Linked DNA regions of Homo sapiens: region 1 is linked to region 2. A link is an interaction called in ENCODE POLR2A ChIA-PET data of the cell type or tissue named here. Cell type or tissue: GM12878. All regions are shown on one strand.

Evidence for each region. Peaks named below come from ENCODE experiments on the same cell type or tissue, not always from the same donor. Only the 100,000 strongest peaks of a DNase experiment are listed, where the experiment ranks them.
Region 1: POLR2A ChIA-PET joins it to region 2 with 11 read pairs; 2 of 35 experiments call an interaction of 5 or more read pairs at or near these places.

What each region holds. Positions count from the first base shown.
Region 1 is chr10:102,266,015-102,268,514 of GRCh38, reverse strand. The region is part of intron 3 of GBF1 (golgi brefeldin A resistant guanine nucleotide exchange factor 1); the gene reads right to left. Among named protein-coding and RNA genes, the nearest start is that of GBF1, 22 kb to the right of the region's middle. In GM12878, no CTCF peak of the experiment used is centred here; no DNase peak of the experiment used is centred here; H3K27ac peaks cover 206 bases.
Region 2 is chr10:101,965,820-101,968,319 of GRCh38, reverse strand. The region is part of intron 20 of ARMH3 (armadillo like helical domain containing 3); the gene reads left to right. Among named protein-coding and RNA genes, the nearest start is that of ARMH3, 89 kb to the left of the region's middle. In GM12878, no CTCF peak of the experiment used is centred here; no DNase peak of the experiment used is centred here; H3K27ac peaks cover 2,042 bases.

The DNA.
Region 1 (2,500 bases), 300 kb before region 2:
CTCAAGAGGTAGCTGTGCTAAAGAGGACAAATGCAATAAAAACACCAGCAACTTTGATACCCACCACAAACCACACTGTTACACTGCCCCCTAACCTTTGCTACAAAGAAATTAGGTTTCTCTGTTTTTGAGAGCTAAACTATTAAGAATGCTTTTCCCTCTTTTTACACAATTCCTTTTCTGATACATGCAGTAGAAAATGTGCCCCCTCAACAGCCAGGAAACTAGTTCTGATGGCTAAGTGTGCCTGGGTATGAGGAAGAGAAAAAGAGAGAGCTGAACCCATGAGAGGACAGATTATGCAGAGCTGTTTCTTCTCAAGAGTCTTCATTTCCTAACCTTGAGTACAAACAAATGTTTGGAAGAACTTCTTGGTTTAAAAGTGTCAAATGAAGAGCATTCATAAATCATCTGGGGAAGGCCCCAGTAAAAAGAAATGGCAAAATCAAGTCATCAAAATATAGGCCTCTTGGAGCTACCCTTTTAATATGAATAGTCCCTGGGGAAAAAAAGAATCACAGTACCTTTATTCACTCTAACTGTGCTGAAATGTCTACAAGTCTGTGGCCACTCAAGTTACAGAGATTCTAAGGTGCCAAAGTCAGTCTGACTCAAATTCAAGTCACATTCTAATGTATTACTCAACTATAGTTTTATATTATAAACCAAGAAAGTAAAACAGGGCACAGGAAATGGATACTTTTAAGTGTGCCCATTGCCTTTCCTAACACTCAGCCCTTCACAAAATTTGTCTGCCAAATTTTATCACATTTGGTTCTTTTAGTTCCTACTTAGGCCTTGAACAATTCACAAGCTCAATTCCAAGTGGAACAAAAGCTGATGACCCATTCAACCTTCTTCTCATGCTGATTAATAATGATATATTACTTTACTCCCTAAACTATAGACCCCTGTAGGAAAAAATAAAAGTAGGCACTTAATCAATAGGACTCCAGCAAATTTTTTTCATATAACATACTCGCTTTTGTTGTTGTTGTTGTTGTTGTTGTTGAGATGGAGTCTTGATCTGCCACCCAGGCTGGAGTGCAGTGGCACGATCTCAGCTCACTGCAATCTCACCTCCTGGGTTCAAGCAATTCACCTGCTTCAGCCTCCTGAGTAGCTGGGACTACAGGCATGCGCCACCGCACCTGGCTAATTTTTGTATTTTTAGTAGAGACAGGGTTTCACCATGTTGGCCAGGCTGGTCTCGAACTGCTGACCTCAAGTCATCCACCCGCCTTAGCCTCCCAAAGTGCTGGGATTACAGGTGTGAGCCACCATGCCTGGCACATATAATATACTCTTATTCAATCTTTTTCCTGACAATGACTACTAAAATCTCTTTTCTCTACACCTCCCCATTTTCCAAATGAAACAGATTAAACTTGAGGTATCAGGCATTCTCAAACAGTTTCTTTTCTACCTAAGCGGCTACTGCTAAGAGGCCCAGGCCAGACAGGTGTTAAGTCATAGTTCCTCCCAAGTTGGCTTCCAGACTCTGTTTAAATGTTCTCTGCAAACCTCTGGAGGTTAGATGGACTCAAACCTCCTAGCTCAGACTCTGAATTCACAAAGCTTGAGACAGACAGTACCCTACAGGTGTGTTTGTCCAGGATAAACTATACTTAAATAAACTCCTGACACATCCACTTTCTCCTGGCACGTGCTTCTCCCTCTTAAACTCAAGCACGCCATAACCTGCTGTCCCAGTAAGCTCTGTAAAGAAATATCCTATCCCCCAGAATTACGCTATGCAACCCACCAATGTCTTTGGGAATAGCTAAACTCTGGCCATAACAGCTTTACATGTGAAAGCCAAATAAGCAAATATGAGCTATTGTTTTTACTTATTTCTTTGGCTTGTTCCTTAAGGAAAGAGCAGGAATAAGAAAAGCTGGCAGCAGATTGCTCTCACTCATGGTCATCCATTCCATGCCTGATAGGGACCATATAGCATAAAGTAGAGGCTACAAAATGTTAGCTTTGGAATGATCAGCTAGAGTCATTAGTCCTGTCAAACCAGTGGCTATGAGGGCAGGAAGTCTGACTGATTGTTTACCATTACAGACCCACTTCCTAAGTACCTAAGAAAAATGCCTGGCACATACCAGATAGTCAATAAATATCAGTTAGAAGCAACTCAATAAGCTAGGCCCTGAAGGAATCCAAATCTTGGAGAATCCCCAAAAGAAAAGGTCTAAGAAGCTAGAACAATGTTATAGTTAATATGGGTACCTATACTGGGCCTCAAGACCACCTTAGTTTTTTTTTTTGAGACAGAGTATCGCTCTGTCACCCAGGCTGGAGTGCAGTGGCACGATCTCGGCTCACTGCAAGCTGCGCCTCCCAGGTTCAGGCCATTCTCCTGCCTCAGCCTCCCGAGTAGCTGGGACTACAGGCGCCTGCCACCATGCCCGACTAATTTTTTGTATTTTTTTAGTAGAGACGGGGTTTCACCGTGTTCGCCAGGATGGTCTCAATCTCCTGACCTCGTGAT
Region 2 (2,500 bases):
TAAAGGGTGATTTTGGCTATCACTCCTTTAGGAAACGGTGGGGGGAAAGGAGCAGGTGGTATAGGGCCCTAGAAGAAGGCAGTGGCTCCTGAGCATGCTTGGTTAGAGGCAGCTGCACAGGGACCCTACATTTCCCAAAGTCTAGGATCTGGGAACTTTCATGTGGAAACTCATTTTCATGAAAAAGAAGAGGCTGGGTGCTAATTGTGAGGTTTGCATTGTCTGCAAGAAAATGGGGAATGGAAGATGGTTGAGAACCTTATTTATTTTTTTTTTTTAGCAGATACACATTGACTGCAAGGAAAATGGTAAGGATGGAAGCAGATTTCCGTTTAAAGAAAGGATTTGTTCTATTTCTGACTCATTTAGAGGAATGTGGAGCCTTTAGTCAGTGCAGGCTGTTGACATACTGACTTGTGTGCTGTGTTCACCTGGAGAGGCTGATAGCATACAGCCAGAGCCATTTCATTTTCTTGTTTGATTCTTTGGCCTCTGTGTCAGTGAAGTGCTTAGGCTTGCATCCAGACAGATGCCTGTATTCTGAAAAGCCACCTAGAGTTGTTCCCCGCCCCCTGCTCCCCCCACGACTGAGTCTTGCTCTGTAGCCCAGGCTGGAGTGCCGTGGCGCGATCCCAGCTCACCGTAACCTCTGCCTCCCTGGTTCAAGCAATTCTCCTGCCTCAGCCTCCCGAGTAGCTGGGAATACAGGCGCACACCACCATGCCTGGCTAATTTTTGTATTTTTAGTAGAGACGGGCTTTTACCATGTTGGCCGGGCTGGTCTTGAACTCCTGACCTTGTGATCCACCTACCTTGGCCTCCCAAAGTGTTAGGATTACAGGCTTGAGCCACCGCATCTGGCTGAGTATTTTTAAATTATTCTACTGGCAGGTGTTGGCTTCAGATTCTCTCCTGCACCACTCTGCTGATTGACAGTGAGCCTGCTGATTGCTGGCAATGTCCCTGGGTAATTGGTGATTTTGTCCAGAGATGCTGGAATTGGCTAGAGTTTATAGTGCTTCCAGGGTTTTGGTGGCATGAGCTTGTTACACTAGTGCTATTTTCATCGTGTCCTTTGAGTTTCTTGACTTCTCTCCTAAGCAACTGAGATGGTAATATTATTCTTTTATTAGTCACTGTGAAATTATCCATCTCTCCTAATGAACAGGTTTTGATTTGGGTTCTGTGGTACCTAAACCTAGCTCCATGCCAGGTCACAAAATCAAGTCTGGGTGAGTGTTGTCTTTGCTGTTTGTCTTCATAGCATGTAAAAGCTGCTCAAATAGACAGCTTTCTCTGACCTGATTCTTTGGAGATATTAGTTTGTGCTCTCCTGGAGGCTGTCTCTTTCCTGTTTTTAATCTTATTTAAATGTCATTCACTTGGTTTTATAATTAAGCCTCCCCTCTCCTTTTTTGAGGCAGAGGCCTGAGCTACCACTTAATTGTGTCTTCCTGTGGTTGGCTTGTTCCTCTCTGCACCTGGTTTACCTTAATGTGGGGGACAGGTTTTAGTCCTGGAGAAGTTCTCATATCCATTATTCATTCTACTGCTACATGGCAACACAATTTGCTGCTACCTTTTTTCCCTCCTCCTGAATTCAAAGCAGGATAGAAAAAATTCTGGGAAAGTTCTCATTGTGTATTAATGCTAGGAACAGCTCTGCAAAAAAGGTTCCTTGTGGGGTGTGTGTTGGGGGCACTGTGTAAGATGGCAGGATTCTCAGATGGATCGTATTCAACTCTTCCTATTTGAAAATTAGGGTGGGCTGGGCGCAGGGGCTCACACGTATAATCCCAGCACTTTGGCCGATCACCTGAAGTCAGGAGTTCGAGACCAGCCTGGTGGAGCCCTGTCTCTACTAAAAATACAAAAATTAGCCAGGCGTGGTGGCGGGCGCCTGTAATCCCAGCTACTTGGGAGGCTGAGGCAGAAGAATTGCTTGAACCCGGGAGGCAGAGGTTGCAGTGAGCCAAGATCACACCATTGCACTCCAGCCTGTCTCAAAAAAAAAAAAAAAAAAAAAAAAAAAAACCCAAACCAAAAATTAGCCAGGTGTGGTGGTGCATGCCTGTAATCCCAGCTACTCAGGAAGCTAAGGCACAAGAATCGCTTGAACCCGGGAGGTGGAGGTTGCAGTGAGCCGGGATTGCACCACTGCACCACTCCAGCCTGGGTGACAGAGTGAGACTCTGTCTAAAAAAAAAAAAAAAAAAAGAAAAGAAAAAGAAAAAAAAATTAGATTGTCTGCTTCTATCTCTAGGAATTCACGTGGGACTTAGGGAACCATCAGAGTGCCTGGTCCTGGCTCAGCTTCCCGAACCTGTACACTCTTCTATATTCTATCTGCATGTGCATACAGAAAAGTCAGAACTCTACACACTGTTGTCATACTCTTTCAGCAGATATGATGCACAGGACTCCCCAAGGAAGGGAACATGGGCTGAAGCTGAGTGTGAGACTGATAGTTGCCTCTAGTACAGAGTCAAAAGAGAGCAGT